Regions from separate parts of the Mus musculus genome. Here region 2 is linked to region 1. Evidence: chromatin loops called from intact Hi-C (ENCODE). Cell type or tissue: heart. All regions are shown on one strand. Each heading gives the region's core, and the rest is flanking DNA. Links, peaks and the distances in the headings are about the cores only. Region 1 overlaps Gm36843 (a long non-coding RNA gene). Region 2 overlaps Fto (fat mass and obesity associated).

What was found. Peaks named below come from ENCODE experiments on the same cell type or tissue, not always from the same donor. Only the 100,000 strongest peaks of a DNase experiment are listed, where the experiment ranks them.
Region 2: a loop joins it to region 1, with 2.1 times the contacts of the local background. A loop is called at or near these places in 8 of 42 quality-filtered maps.

What each region holds. Positions count from the first base shown.
Region 1 is chr8:92,010,220-92,018,549 of GRCm38, reverse strand. Gm36843 (a long non-coding RNA gene) reads right to left here. Exons shown (of 6, transcript XR_879096.1): 5 at 8,307-8,330; 6 at 7,690-8,006. Among named protein-coding and RNA genes, the nearest start is that of Gm28516, 10 kb to the left of the region's middle. In heart, for the core only: a CTCF peak has its summit at 5,153 (motif pointing right); a DNase peak (open chromatin) is centred at 7,939; H3K27me3 peaks cover 741 bases.
Region 2 is chr8:91,518,248-91,526,577 of GRCm38, reverse strand. Fto (fat mass and obesity associated) reads right to left here. Exons shown (of 9, transcript NM_011936.2): 8 at 3,682-3,806. Among named protein-coding and RNA genes, the nearest start is that of 4831440D22Rik, 55 kb to the right of the region's middle. In heart, for the core only: no CTCF peak of the experiment used is centred there; a DNase peak (open chromatin) is centred at 4,187; H3K27ac peaks cover 407 bases.

The DNA.
Region 1 (8,330 bases), core at 313-8,312:
ATTTAGCTTCTAGAGATGGAGCACTAGGGAAAGAAAGAGAACACTCCTCCCTTCTTCCCTTCCTCCCTTCCTCCCTCCAACCCCTCTGACTCTCTCCTTTCTCTGCCTTATGGGGCAGGTCTGTCAGAGGCCCCAGCTCTACCTCAGCAGTGTCAAAGGGCAGCCTCTCCACCTCCAGCCTAGCACTTCCATTTCAGCCATGTAGTACATCCCTCCTGGCTTCAGGGGCCTCTGCCTGGTCCTGGCCCCAGTGCTTGACACCAGGGCCTGTTCTAAGAGTTTTAGCGGCTGCTGCTGTGTTTCGACTAAGCTATCTGAAATGGTTCTGTCTCTCTAACTGGACTCTGGTGTGAATGTGGGCTAGCTTCCCGAGCTCCCATGTTGAGCAGTAGGAGTTCTGTTTATAAAGTGTTGAGGTAATCCTTCTAAACCAGCGAGAACAACACACATCAATCATGGGACATTCTTATGAATCATTGCTCTATTAGCCTAGTTCCATTGGCCCTCCCTAATCCCCACTACTACTCTTCACTAAAGGACCCATTTTTTTTGCCCCCTGATTACTGTCTCTAGATTGTCTAGCCCTTGACTTCTTGGTTCCAAGACCTAGGCCAGTGCATTTGTCTATTGTCCGTGTTTTAAGGGCATAGTTCATGTCTGCATGTGGAGCCCCAGGCCTTGCGACCTAATAAAAATGAGTTTGTTAGCTTTGGATTTTTGTTAAACAACAACAACAACAACAAAAAGTCAGGCTGACTTCCATCTTGGATCCTCTGATGTGAGAGAGCAGCCAGTCATGCCTAGCAACCTAGGGTTATCCCTTGTCCTAGTAACTCATTGTACAGTGATGTCATAGACACCCAGCCAGGACACCTCGCATAGCAGACAGTCATGATCGTTTTGGTCAGTATTCTACTGCTGTGAAGAGACACTTTAACCATGGCAACTCTTATAGAGGCAAACATTTAATTGGTGCTGGCTTACAGTTCAGAGGTTTAGTCCATATTGTCACGGTGGGAAGCATGGCAGCACACAGACACACATGACGCTAGAGAAGTAGATTAGAGTTATACGCCTGAATTGGCAGGCTTCAGGAAGAGGGTGACTTGGCTTGATCTTCTGAAACCTCAAAGCCTACCCCCAGTGACACACTTCCTCGAGCAAGACCAAACCTACAATAATGCCACTCCCTATGAGTCTGTGGGGGCCATTTTAATTCAAACTATCACAATTATGTAAACCCAATAGTGAGCCATTTGTCACATAGTGGGTTCTCAATAAACTGGTGTCGAATCAAGGCATAGAAATGTCCCTTTCCAAGCAACTTTGGTCTCACGAGTTAAACCAGTCTCCTTTGTTCCTCTCTATCCCTTTAATAGCAACAACATAAAAATAAAACAGTCTGTAAGGGCGAAAGGAGCTGATCTGAGGTTCCAACAGCCACTGCGAGACTGGCTTCTCTCAGCTCCTGGAGTCCCAGGAGTGAGCACAGATATGACCATCAAATACAGTATTCCAGGACTGTAAACTGTTTGTGTGTGTGTGTGCCGAGGAAACCCACTTATCACCTGGGCAGGCCACTCAGGCCCATGGTTCTTTCCCTCCTTGCAGATGTCACACAGTTATATTCTTCTGCTGGTGGCAGTATGAGTCCTGCCTGGGTGGCGACAGCCCAGGAGGAGAGGCCAGCCAGGGTGGGGTGACTGCCTGCTACCATCAATTTCCAGTGGAACAAGTGCTGTATTTTACCCAGCACCTAGTTTATGTGCCTTGGCAACCACCTCCTGGGCCAACATGGAGTTTGCAAAGCAAGAAATCAAATGTCAGAAGAAGTGTGGCCAGGCTGGCAGGAGGGCCGGCTTGAGGACCTTTGCCTGCTGAGCCTGCAGCTGGTGCTGGAGCAATCGGAGGGTTCCTGGAATTCTCCTCATGTTGGGTGGCAGGAAGATTGATAGAAGAGAGATGGGTCTGCACACAGTGTCCCAGAGGCCCCTCTACATCACAGAGCATCTGAAGAGCCTGGAGAGGCGGGCAGCTGGCTTGGAACCAGGGATCCATGGCACTGCTGTCTAGCAGCGAGCGATGAGGCATGCGCCCTCTCTGCGCTGTGTGCATCTAGGGTACGGGAGGGTGGTGACATCCAAAGTTCATAGGGTGCTTTTGTGGGACTGAAAGAGAGAGTTCACTTACATCCCTAGCAGAGTCCTCAAAACATGGTAACTCCACAATGAACAAGTGATTGTTGCACCGACTGTAATCATGTTGTAAGTCTGGGCTCTGCAGTGGTTTTCTGTGTGTGGTGGGCTGAGCCAGCCCTCTGGACCTCTCAGCACAGATTTTCCCATCCACACTCCATCCAATTGGATGGCATTGTCATTTTAACAGAAAGAGGTGTTACCCTGGACAGATAGTATACTGGCCCACGCTCTCACCTCCAGTACAGCAGAGTCCCCACTTCCAGCATGGCGCAGTTTCCCTCTTACAGAATGATACAGTCCCTCACTTCTAGCATAGCACAGTCACCTAGTTCCAGCATGGCGCAGTCCACCACTTCCCACATGATGCAATCCTCCACTTTCCTGAAGCTCTGTTTTGTCACCTGGATATACATTCTCTGGTGCTGTCAGGCACACACTTAGCACCCAGTGGACAACGACTACAAATACCCCAGTGATCAACACAGTCCTTGACCATGGATGTCTGACAGGAACCCACAAAACAACTTTTATTTGAAAGAGAGATCACCCCAAGGAGGCCCACAAGCCTCCAGTGAGATCACACAAGATCACAGATTTAATATTCTCATATTCCCAGGCTTTCTGGATAAATCCCCATGAAGGAAAGAAGACGGCCCACGTTCCTTCCATGTTAAAGGGGGAATCTCGGGCCCTCACCACATCTCCATGGCCATGGGCTCACGTAGCCTGGCAAGGTAAGATCCAAGCTAACCGAAATTGGGGTTGGGAATGCTGGAGATGAAGCTCAGTGCTGAGGACTGGCCAAGCCCGTACAAGGTCATGAGTGTGGTCCCTATCGTCACCATGAGAAAGAAGTAGGAAGGAGAGTAAAGGGAGGGAGAAAGGGGGAGTTGCAGAGAGAGCCAGGCACACGTGCACACACACACACACACACACACACACACACACACACACACACACTGACAAATAGATGCACACACAGAGGGCAGATGATGGAGTAAGGGAGAAAACTCCAGAACCTCGAAGCCTGGAGGGTCTTTTCCGACTCCAGTAGATATTAGACACCCTAGAGGAATGAGGTAATGTTTGGAGATTATTTTGGTGTCACTATCACACTGGGGACACTGCTGGTGTCCAGTGGTCAGAGGCCAGGAAAGCTGTGACAGGTCCTACAGTGCAGAGCATGCCCTGAGATCATGGATCAGCCATCCTCACACAGCAGCAAGAGGAAGCAGATTTGCCTGTCCATCCATGTGCCCTGACAAGTTGGGCTCAGGGACCTGCAGGAGGGACACAGACACAATCCCACAGAGGACAGAGACAGCCAAACACAGGTGTTTATCTCCCAGAACCTAGATGTAGAAGCTCGGTGTTGATTATCTGCTTTGGTCTGAGCAATGTTTTGGGTGCTATCTGGCCCTGTGCTGGCATTTTTGGTCTCGCCTGAGTCCCAACGTCTTTGCTGGTACATAGGAAGGCTCACCCTACAGAACTGGGTGTGGCTCTGTGTCTTGCTTTATCCAGTTACACATTGAGCCAAGGGAGTATCAGTCACTTCTGGGGATGCTTCATGAGGCAGAACAAACCTAACCATGCTTCCATTTCCGCAGCTTGGGAAGAAGGGGTGGGTATAGGAGGAGATGAGAAAAACAAAACAAAACAAAACAAAACACAAGTCTAAAAAAAAAATCACAGGGCCACATCTTGTGTCCCCAAGAAAAGGTGGCACAAGGCAAACCCTGCACACGTTTAATGACATGTGGTATGAGTGAGAAGCAATTTTCATTGGTTTAAGCCATAACACATGGGCCTTCTTCACTGACAAGCCTTGTGAGCAGGAGAACTAGGCAATCCTGGACAGTACTGTTTCAGCCCTTGAATGTCAGGGTTTCATCAGGGAACCTGGATTTCCCAGTGACCAGGGAAGCAATAAGTTCAGGGAATTCCGAAATTCACAACTTCTACACACTGGATAACAGTAGCTGCCCATTGACAGAGGTGGACTTCTGCTATTCAGTTTGCCCTGGCAACACAAACCCTGCTCCATGTGTTTGCTCTATTTTCTTAGCTATTGGAGGATCTGGGTTTGTAATCCCTGAAACAATTAGCTTTGCCAAATTGCTGAGATGGTATTTCCTGTGTTGAGCCTGGGAATAGCAGAGACAAGCAGACCAGTGGAGAGAGCTGAAAGGGCAGGGAGAAGTGGAGGGCCAGGGAGCCAAGCTCCAGTCGCTACTCCTCACTTCCCAGAAAGAGATGGAGCCACATAGCTGTAACCTCAACACTCAGCACAGAGTGGCTGGAGGGTTGCCTAGGCTACAGTGTGGTTTCTGGGATAGCCTGGACTACATGGCGACACCCTGTATTAAACAAAAATAAAAATGAATTAAATTGTTTCTTATATTTCCCACAAATAGGAAAGAATAAGTGGTTATCATTGTTATTTTAGGTGACATTGCTTTTCAAATAGGTTTTTACCCATCAAAAAGATAACTGAAGAGCTAAAGGGAACTGCAACCCTATAGGTGGAACAACAATATGAACTAACCAGTACCCGGGAGCCCTTGTCTTTAGCTGCATATGTAACAAAAGATGGCCTAGTCGGCCATCACTGCAAAGAGAGGCCCATTGGACTTGCAAACTTTATATGCCCCAGTACAGGGGAACGCCAGGGCCAAAAAGGGGGAGTGGGTGGGTAGGGGATTGGGGGGTGGGTATGGGGGACCTTTGGGATAGCATTGAAAATATAAACGATGAAAATACCTAATTAAAAAAATATTTTTATACTTGTCAAAAAAAAGATAACTGAAAACAATCATGAATCTGTTGGAATTTAGGGAGAATATAAAAAAGTATAGACTGTCTCCTTTGTCTTTTAAGCACTTAAAATATTTTTTGTGTTAAAATGTTTTGCCTACAGATATGTTTGCGCACCACATGCATGCAGTGCCTTTGATGGCCAGAAGGGGGCATTAGATTTCCCCTTGGAACTGGAAAACGTTTGGTTGTAAGCTGCCACGTGGGATCTAAAAGTGAACTTTCTATGCACGAGCAGCTAAAGCTCTTAACTGTGGAGATGTCTCCCCATAGCCCAACTGTCATCTTATAGCTGTGTTTAACAGTATTGTTGGGAAAGTGCATTGAAGAAGAAGCTAATAAATTCTCAGGCACATTTTGGAGGAAGTACAACAGACAGAGAAGAGTCTCTTCGGCTTGTAAAAGTATTCTCAAAGTCAGGAATGATGTCAGAGTACAAACTATCTAGGCATCACCATAAAACTCTTGTTAAGGACATGGAAAGTTTGAAAGATGCTTGAAGTTAGTAAACCTTCTTAGCCAGGCCAGACTAGGCTGTAAAAACCCTGTTCTAAAACATACTTCAGAGATTATGGACACAGCCTTTGGAGGATGAAATCCACGTCCTTAAGATTCGTAGCTAACCCATACGAGATTCAAGAGAATTCTGTTGGAGGCAGCACCACCTGTGTGGATCCTGAGTGACAGGAGCCATCCAGAATGAAAGGAGCCTTTGATCCCCCAGTTTGAAGAGTGCTATTGGGTAAGGGATCGTGAGAGCTGGCCAATAGGGAGCAGCCCAGGCAGAACATGGCAAGTCATGATTATTGATAGGGAAGTAGACAAAATAGCATAGGGGGTTGATATCTGCCCTGCTCCAGTGCCATCTAAGGCTTATTACAAATATAAAAGCGTTGTGCGTTTTATCTGTGAACTGAATGATCTGAGGTGGGGTAGAAACCTCCAGTTGGGATGAAATATTTACTGCGACAGTGAGCATGCTGGGGGAGGAACTCAGCTATGAGAAGAAGCCTGTTCCAGAGAAGCTCATCCAAAGGAAGGCCTACAGGCCTCAGGACAGGTCAACTGGATCCTGGACCCAACAGTCTCCCACTCCCATTCTGTCTGCACAAAATTCCATGAGGGCGAGACTATCATTCATCTTTCTTCCATGTTAAAGAAAGGGTCTCCCGGACCTCATTACATCTCCAGGGCCATGGACCCACCCAGCCTGGGAAGGGCAGGGCCAGGCCAATCTAAATTGAAGCTGGGGGTGGTGGAGAAGAAGCTGTTGGTTCAGCAGTATTGGGGATCCAAACTTATGACCTCAAGCACTGAGAGCTAAGAGCTCTACCGCTCAGCTGTCTACCAAGTCCTCTTTTTTAGTTCTTATCATGAGATAGGGTCTCAGTAAGTTGTCCAGGCTGGCTTCAAATTTTGAATTTTTTTCTTAGCCTCCTGAGGAAGGAGGATTATTGTCCTTCACTTCAAGGCCTAGCAAGAGCCAATTCCTGTGAAGACGGAAGGACCTCAAAGAGGGCAGATTCAAAAGTTCCGGGAACTGAGGTAAAAGCTGAAAGGAAAAAGGATTATGGACCCTCTTCTAGAAAAAAACTGGGTCCTGAGGAGGGTGTTCCCAAGTGCTGTAGAGTGATGATGCTCAGAGGATTCCATTCTTCTTGATGGAGAGAAGGATCTACCAGGACCCCTCTCCCGGGTTTCTGCATGGCACACTGAGAGTGTGACCGCAGACAACTGTTCCTTTGACTTCGCACTCTTCCAAAGAACATTTTCTAAGGAGCTTCATCTCCCTCTAGACTCAATATTGTCACATTTCATAAGTGGGTGGAAGCAGTGCATTCTGCAAGCAGAAGGGATGTCATTGTGGTGACCTCAGGAGTTCGGGTGTTTTTGAGGATGGCTATAAAGTTCTCTCAACCTCAGGGTCTTTTTATAACGTGAGCCAGTCCCCTCCCCCACCCAGACACAAGTACCTGAGAACCTTGCTATTTCTTTTGCTCTGTAATGTGTGGCCGAGGAGCTGTCACCTCTTCGTAGTTTCTGAAACTTTGAGTTTCGCCCCACCTGGGAACTACTCCTGCCTCTGCGATTCACATTGATGAGAATTTCCGGTGCTCTGTGCAATGAGAACTTCCGGTGCCCTGAACAATCAACCACTGACACAAAGTCCCATGAGAGAATGAAACGGCCCTGAATGCTCTATGCCCACACAGTGAAAGATGGTGACCCTATAACCTCTGGATCAGGGTGAGGGAATTGGTTCTACAGCAGTGGGTGCCAGCAGCAGGGGTGGTGGGGTGGTGCAGGTGCAGGTGCAGGTGCAGGTGCAGGTGCAGGTGCAGGTGCAGGTGCAGGTGCAGGTGCAGGTGCCTCCTTGGCTTGCATGGGATGGAACATCTCCGAACTCACTCCAAGTTAGAGCTGGCTGTCAGAACACCACGCCCAGTCCAGCGCATTTCTTCCTGACAGACCTTGCAACCCCTCACAGACATGCATGCTGAGAACTGATCAGGGAGCCATGCTGCTTGGGAGGTTTTTGTTTTTGTTTTTTGTCAAGTTGAAATCTTATTTCTTGGAGGAAAACAAAAACAAAACCAAAAAGGAGGTGCTAGAGCCAAGAGCAGGGCTGCTCCCCTTTCCAGATCCCCCCCGCCCCCCCCCCCGTGGGAGGGATTACGCTTTTTTTTTTTAAGTTGGAGATTCTGTGTCAGATGTGGCCTTCAAGGAAGGTTCTCTTGAAATCCCCACTTTGCAGGTGACAAGATTGAGAATATCTGAGATCACACGGCTGAGTCAAAGTCACTCAAGGAGGAAATGGGGACCTGCAACAGGAACTCTTTCTGGCTTCAGAAGCAAGCTACTCATTTCCGCCTCCTGACCTGCCTCCTTTGAGATGGGTGAGCTGTGCTTGCCCACTAAGCTCTGAGTCTGCCAAGTGTTTGAAAAGTTCAGGAGCAGTAGGTGAACTGGGCTGAAAGAGGCGGAGCTAAGCTGAGGGCAGGAAGTGGAGAAAGAAAAGCAAAAATCAGTAGGAGCCGAATTTGTAGCTTGGCCTGTGCTACAAAGTCATTACTTGGTTCCACAAGAAGGTTTGCTTCTGAGATGTGCCAAGGAACTCACCCAGGGACACACAACCAGTGATCAGCAGAGAGGTTCACACCCACTTCCAAGCCCACCTATGAGGGAATGCCACCCCCTTAGCATCTATATTTTTTGATAAAAATACGGTCTCTTTGCCTGTATGTCTCTTAAGGTTGGTGCTCAGAGCTCTCAGCAGCTGTGTCTACCCACCTGCAGCTCAAGTCAGCCGATGAA
Region 2 (8,330 bases), core at 261-8,260, 490 kb after region 1:
CACAGCATTGCGTGCAATGTTTTTGTACATAGCTAACATACAAAACACATATAACAAAACATATACGAACAGATGCTTGCTGAGGAAAACCATTCTTGCCTCAGAAGACAGAGTCATGATGTGGCCATGAACAGAGCTGTGTGGTCTCCAGCGTCACCCCGGTGCAGGGCACTGTGTGTTTGTGGAATGAATACTGGGGTACAAACTCTTCTAGAAAAACTGCCAGGTCTTAGCTGGAAGACAACAGTGCCCGTGAGCCACACACAGACCCAGTGCAGTGACATGTGGGAGGGTCAGACACTGAAATGGACACCCGCCTCCACTTTTTAATTTTTTTTTTTTTTTTTGCAAAGCATTTTCATTACCCTCCATCACTGGAACTGAGCAAGCCAGCAGAAACAAAATGTTTGGTGCTCATTCTGACATGTTCAAGGCAAAGGGGGCCCCTTTATCCCTGAAGCTGAACGTGGGTAATTACGCCATCAATACCTTGGCATTTTCAGTAGTCCAGGTGATATGCTGGGGATATGTATAAAATAAGCCAAGGTGCTGGCTTTTAGATTTTTATCTAGAAAAACAAGTCAGGCATGGACACCGGACTGTACCTTTTCTTTGGTGTACTTTTCAAATGATAATTCCTTCCACTGCCACCATTAAATCTTAATCCATTCCAGCTCCGTGCATGGGTCATTGAGTCTATATGTACTGCTGTTATTTTAAAATGTTTCCCCTTGGTAAGGAAAGAGGGGGAGAAAAGATGTTGAGAGCCAGATGGGCCTCTTCACAGTTCATTTATCAAACCTAATACGCTGGGCTCCACCCTCCTCTCTCTCACTATTGCGGTTAAACTTCCATATAATTTGGTAATCATTTTCATTATCAGACACTGACCCCAAAGCAGCCGATCCTGGGATATTCAGTCCTTGCAGCTGCTCTTTTTCTGCCTGCTCCTACAGTAGACCCTAAGAGCTTTGGATTTTATTAGCTGCAGACTGACCTCTGGGCTGCGGAGGTCAAGAAGGGGTCAGATCAGAGGGCTTGCCCAGTTCTTTAAAAGCTATAACAAGCTGTCCGTCAGGCAGAGTGGACTGTATAAACAAAGGCAAATCTTCAGAAATTCGGTACCTCTTCTGTTAACACTTGCCGGGCATTCACACGGTGCTCCTGATGGGGACGTGAATGGACAGCCTTAATAAGCCTATTTGGAGAGGGCTGTTTATAAGATTATCGAGTTTGGGGAAGGAAACCCGACAACGCTCAGAAGTGCCTCTAGAATCGCAGGCTTGTGTGACACTGTGACAAACTCAGTTACCCCAAGTCACTGCAGAATTGACACTTTCCTTAAGGAGCTAAATTACAGAGAACATATGCTTTTGGTTTCAGACATGCAGAGCCCCAGACAATGGCACCACTCCGGGTCTGAGAGAGGGACACATATTTTATGACTGAGTTACAAGTTTCACTGAAAATGTTCTCTGGAGATCACGATGGCAGATGAACCTGCTGATGGAAGGGGTTTTGCAGGGGAACTGGTACTGAAGTCACTACCAGTGGGAGTCAGAGTGACTGGGTTCTTCAAGTGGTACAGCCCAATGTGTGTTATAAGTTAATTAGAGTCATCTGGACGCAACTTTCTGAAGAAAAAAAAATCTATTATCTAATCTAACTGGTCCCTCGATAGCTTTGATGAAGGTAAAAAAGGCTGTAATCTACTGCTTGGCCTCTGATGAGTGCTAATGATTTCCTGTTAAAGTGTGTGTGTGTGTGTGTTTTCCTTTGTGTAATTCCTAAGCACACAATAAGCCCATCTTTAAAACCTAGGCGGCAAGCAGCAAGGAAGAGAGGCACTCTCTGGGATGTTTTATAACTTTTACCACCACCCGCTGGACAGCCACGCACAGCCCGGCCTGTGCCAGACACCAGGCAGTGCTTTGATGAGGAAAGAGAGGGATATGGTGAGCGTCTGTTTATCCGGCTCACATGGATGAGGCTTTGAGATAGGGCACCGAGATGGGAAACATCAAATGGGGGTGCGGGAGGGTGGGGGAGGAGGACGGTTATTTAATACTCTGAGGACACTTTGCCTTTGGAGCTCTCAGGACATCGACCTCTTGAAATTTTCTTTCAGGTGTTTGGTTTTAAGAGGGTCTGCACAGTGTCAGCAGCTAAGCCCCTTCTTCCCTCCGCCTCTGCCACAAAGGACTTGTGAAGTTTTGTTTCAGATGCTAGACTACATCAACTTCAACACTGGCTCCAGCTCCTGATTAAACTGTTAGCAGGAAAGGGCCAGAAACGCTGAAGCCAGACTCCATTTAAACATGCCATCTCGGCCACACTGTCTAATGAGTTGATGTCATAGGAAATTACTGGTAACAAACTATATGCACCCAACAAAAGACAGCCATTCCTGGTGAGCGTGCACTCTGGGCTGGGCTGTCTTTCGAGGGAAGACCATGGGAGAGAGGAAGCACAGAAACACATTCTTCCCTGCTTTCTGATTTAATATGTAGCGCCAAGAAGAAGACAGAACGGAGCAAAAAAGAGAGAAGAAAACCTTTCCGATGCCCCAATGCTGATAATTCACTATTTAAAAAAAATATAATACAAATGTAATAATGGTAACACAAAAAAGCAAAAAATTAAACGGTAAATCATGCCTCAGTCAGTGCTGTTGAAAATTCGTTTACTGTGAACACACTGTGAGAAAGGGCGATACTGAAAACCACGATGCTTCCCTTAAATGCGGGACGGAGATCATACAGCCCAGAGGAAGCTGCTTTCTGATACCTGGGGAGAAGCAAGAGCCAACAAAAATGCCTTTCTTGGAAAATGCTGCTCATGCCTTCATTCCTGTTTAAACACATCTATTTTTCATGATCATAATTATTAGTAAAGCTATCAATTGTTGTAAATTTTGCAGTATGGAGTTTTAGAGAATATTATGGTTATTAATAAAAATGCTCTTTGACTCCCAGGCACAGAGAATTTCTAGGCATCCAATACGGCTGTGGAACAACACCCAGTATCACCTCCTGACTCCTCTGGCTCCTGCACGGAGACGGATGAGAGCTCAGCGGACCAGCTACTCAAGCAAGAGAATCCCAACATCGAGGCGCTGGCTCTGACCTCCCACGCGTCTCAGATTTTTCACATAGACGCTACTAGCTTTTGCCAGCAAGCACATGACGTCAGAACTGGTGATTTACACGAACCTTCCATCATGATAGCTTTCTAACCATGGGTACCTTCAAGCACAAAGAAACCAGGCTGAAGCAAAAAGAATCTCTCCTCAGCCAATCCTGAAAAATGAGGCAGGCCGATGAGTATACCACTTCCAAACGCTCTGCCCGTGTGCAGTAACAGAGCGGGCTTCGGTGAACTGCCCAGGCATCTGCCTAACTGAATGGGCAAAGCTAGCCTCAGACAGCTGACCAGAAAGGGCGCTTGGGTATCAGGTACTTACACTACATTATGCTCAAGATGCAAGCCTACAGGCTAAATGTCACACTAGAGGAGAACCTGTACATGCATGCGGACAACGTCGGGAATAGTTATAATTGATGCGGTTACCACGGGCAGGGAAGCTAACGTTAGCTCAGAATGTCTTCAACCTTAGTTCTCTGAGCGGGACGCGCAGAGCTGGGGCAGGGACACCAGACCCCACCTCTGAGCAGAACAAACCTGGCATGCCACTCCTTCCTCAGGTTCTGGCGCACGGTGAGCGGGACCAGGATGGCAGACAGAATCTCACTCCTTTGTTCCACCGGGAGCCCCTCTCTTTTAACTTCACGGAGCACCGCATTTGTCTGGAAGAAATGGTCCCCAAAAGAGAAAGAAAAAGTGAAAAATTAATAATAAAAAAAGCCCATAAGCAAATAAGGACAGTAAATCAATGGCTTTTTTATTACAGTTCCCTTGCTAACAAATCAATACGGTAAATGATGGTCAAAAATGGCCAGCATATATTCTGGGTTTAATCAATGTACATGGCACACAGGGTAAACTCCAAAGCAGAATCGCCTAAAGAAACGCGTCCAGACGCCGAGCCTTCTCGCTCCTATTTCCTTAGCACACCAAACCATTTTTTTTTCCAGGGAACTGCCTACCATGAGCTATTATTAGGAATGATTTTCGCTGACTGGTCACTGTGAGTTGTTTGTTTAAAAGGCTGTGACTTTCCCTGTTCCCGCTTGGACCCTCACGGTTGACTCATTACTCTGACTCCCACCCATGTCATTCCTTCTCCCTGCTTGCTGCAAATCAAGATCTGGCACAGGAACAAGGAAGGGTGTAACAATCAGACGGAGCAGTGTATCTCAATGAACGTCTCTTAAGATTTGAGAACGTTACCATCTGTTATTAACTCCTAAAGATTTTTATTTTGTTTTAAACTGTGTGTACTTGTGTATGCTCCTGTGTGGATATGTATTCGTGAATGAAGGAGGGTGCTGGATCCCTGGGAGCAGGACTTACAGGTTGTGAATTGCCTGATGAGGGTGCTGAGAACAAACTTAGTACCTCTACAAGAACAGTATCTATCTACTCTAACTGCTGAACCGGCCCTCCAGTCCCACATTTACTTATTTTTTAACCTATTTCTTTAGTTTTGGGGTGTCTGCATCTATGTGCACGGATGGGTGCCACAGTGTGCATGTGGGAACCAAGAACAACTTGAGAGGGTTGGTTCTCTTTTATCCTGTGGGTCCCCAGAGCCTGACTCAGGCCATCAGGCTTGGCAGCAAGCCTCTTTATCTGCTGAGTTGTCTTGCCAACCCCGGGAACGTTACTTTAATTTCAAGTCAGTGGTTCTAGAACACTTTTTTATAAGCACTAGTTTACCCAAATATGAATATGTGTCAGGTAGTGTACAAGTCATACATATCTAGATAGTCCTAAAAACAAGATGAAAATGAAGCTGGTTTTCCTTTGAATTTATAAAAATAGTTTTTGTTTGTTTTAATGAACTGGCCAAAGTAAAGGCTGGCGGAACTGGAGCGTCCTCCTGTGTTCTAGGCGCACAGCTCAGGCCTTCTGTGTCTGGTCTGACGCAGCTGCTGAGCTGCAAAGCACCCAAGGAACTGGAGACCCGCCTCTTCACCCCACTTGGCCCTACAGCATGCCCTTAATGACCCCATTACCCGCTTGAGGGGGGCTACAGGAGTATCTATTGTTTCTGTCGCCAACACCCACCCTCTGATCCTCTGTCCAGCAACAGCACCCAGATTCCCTATGGGAAATGAAAGTCCTTTCTCTCACTGCTCCCGGCCATAGAGGACTGTCATGTCCCTGTGAGGGCACAAGCCAAGCCTCCCTGATTCTTTTATCTGGTATGTCATACTCTTGAGAGGATGAGGAAGACAGGAGAGCGTCTTCAGAGGCGACCCGAGCCGTCGAGGACCTTAGCTTCTCGTGCTCCTAGCCTTCATGCGCATCCTGTCAGGTCTTGCTCTGTTCCTAAATCATCAGAGTTGCCCCTGTCTTTTGAATAAAGTCTTACTTTTTTTTTTTTTTAAAGTAAACTCATTAAAATCTATTTCTCATGCTTAGAATGGAATTGTCTGGCCTGTGCAAAACTAAGACAGGAGACAATATCCCTACTGTGAAAGGTCCCTGCTGGGATAAGAACCCCTGACTCATGCCTCTAGGATGTTGACACGCACAGTCCTGGGAGACAGTACCAGGGGCTTCAGACCTCCAGCCCAGAGAGGAAGCTTCCTTTCTGTAGAGTCCACAATCCAAGCTCAAGAGTTACATTTCCCTCTCGGGCAGACAGGAGGTGAGAACGTGTGAAGCAGAGGTGACTGTCACATGGTCACGATGGCTCTGCAAACTGTGCCCTTCATGCATGCTGGTTCAAGAGGGCCAAATCGGAAATACAGACAAACAAACAAACAAACAAACAAACGCCCATTGGTAGGGGGATATTAAATGTGAACACTGCTAGTTTTGTTCATGTTGGAAACCCATTAGCATTTTTAATATCATAAGAAATATGAAATACTATGGGTTAAACAGATCTCAGGCAGCTGCTAGCCTGTGGCTTTTAATCTAAAAGTTGTCTAATTTCTGAGTGTCTTACTCACAACAGCTCTGTCTCTTGTCTGGAACACCCGACCTCACAGAGTTGAAGTTGACCATGGCCTCAAAAAGTCATCATACTACCATGCCTGTGTGTACATGCTACTTCATGCAAACGACAGCAGACCCATCCAATAGGATCCAGATGTGAGGGAAATAATTTGTAAAGTGTCTTTAGTGCGCCCCAGCCTCTACCATGACTTCAATTGTAGCCAATGGCTCCTGTTCTCCATACATGCAGTGAGAAGCCTCTCAGAGAGCGAAGAGGAGGTGCAAGGAAGTTTACCAGAAGCTGAGGCTATTGTCTCATCTAACACGATTTCCCTATTACCCCCCTAACCACTTAATATTCATCACAACAACAAATGAGAAAGAAACATGAGATTTCAGTTATACACATGATGAGCTCATAAAGCCAGGGAACTCACTAGGTGCTATGACAGGCACTCCACTGCCAAGAATTAACGATCTTCTGTAATAACCAGAATCCCGAGTTTCAGTTTCCTGGGCTTCTGGCATTCTCTCAGACCCATGCGAGCTATATAACATCTAACACTTTTCTTTAAATTGGCCTATATTTTAAAAAAATAGAAAATATGCACACTCTAAAGAAAGATGGAGAGAGCCGGGTGTGGTGGTGCACACCTTTAATCCCAGCACTGGGGAGGCAGAGGCAGGCGGATTTCTGAGTTCGAGGCCAGCCTGGTCTACAAAGTGAGTTCCAGGACAGCCAGGGCTATACAGAAAAACCCTCTCTCGAAAAACAAAAACAAAAACAAAAACAAAAAAAAAAGAAAGAAAGAAAGAAAGAAAGAAAGAAAGAAAGAAAGAAAGAAAGAAAGAAAGATGGAGAAACCCTTGTTACCCTGCCAAGCTGAGCTGATAACCACCCAGTGAAGGCAAGCTGTCTGCCCGACTCCCTCTGTGAGCCCATGGCTTGCTCAAGGCTCCCTCTCAGCCGGTCACTGCTTGCTGGGCTCCCAGATGGAAGCACAGTCCTTCTGCATCATGAAAGAAGGCATGAGAGTGTTGGAGAAATGAAGCCCCATCGTACTGCAGGAGGGCCTCTGACACCATCACACAAACTGAAAAGAGGCCAAGACGATCTCCTCCTCGCAGTCCGCCAGTTGCGAGTCCTCAGTGGCACTGAACTTCGTCCTGGGGACGCCCGTGGGCTTCAGGCCACAGTCGGGAGGGAAGGCCTGACAGCAATGGTATTACTACAAAACATTTCCTAGGTTTAGAGGGAAGCCACTGAGCAAAAGGAAATTTCAGAATGTCGAAAGAGCATTCCTTTTACATGATAATTAACTGATATTTCTCTTTATAGTAATAGGGCTCTTCAAGGTTGATTTATCTGGGGAACATGAGTAGGTATTTTCCCATTAGTATCAGCATAGAACATTGGGCATTCTTGTAATTTCAAAATGACCAACACCAGGATCTCAGAGTCACAATTTGTCTACTTCCCAGCTCCCATCTTTACCATCACCAGAAAAGTAGCCCCCCTAAAACTATACAACCATAACGGTCTTCTGTCAGGAGTGTGTTCTGCCTCCCCCCACCCCACCCCTCACAAATTACAAAGCTCTGCTCTGAGTGATACTGCGGGCTAAGGTTCAACTTGCGAAGAAACTTGGTTTCAGATGTTATCAGCCAGGAAAGCCATTTCCCCACATCAGCACTGTCAAAAACCCAACCGGCCTCCCCTCTTCAAAAGTCCAGGGGTCCTTTCTTCCTTTCCTCTTTTCTTCCATCCCCTCCCCCTTTAAGAAGAAAGGTTCTGAGCCCACTGAGATAGCCTTGGTCCCATCAAAGAGAGGTCGGTCTCAGGTCTTCCCTCATTTACTCATTGTCAGCTCGAGATGGCTCTTTTGTGTGGCCTCTGAAGCGCAATGCTGAGTGATGCCTTCACATTTTCTACACTGGACGGGCACCTCCAAAGATTTCCACTGCTCTTGGATCCATAGCTCAGCAGAACAAATAAACATTCCTCTCTGCCCGGCCGCCTCCTTTATCTCCCTCTCTGGGAGCAGGAGATTTTGGGGGTGCCAATGTTTACACAATGTTAAAACTTTCTTTCCCCTGTTTCCTGAATTTGAGAAAACACATCCTGGATGACCTCGGGTACGAGATAACACCAAGTCACCGCTGGGTGCCACCTCCACTGGACTATAGGAGGCAGCTGTCTTAGGTCACACCCCCCCCCCCCCGACTCTGTTTACCAGGCTAGAGAGAGAGATAAGCTAGCT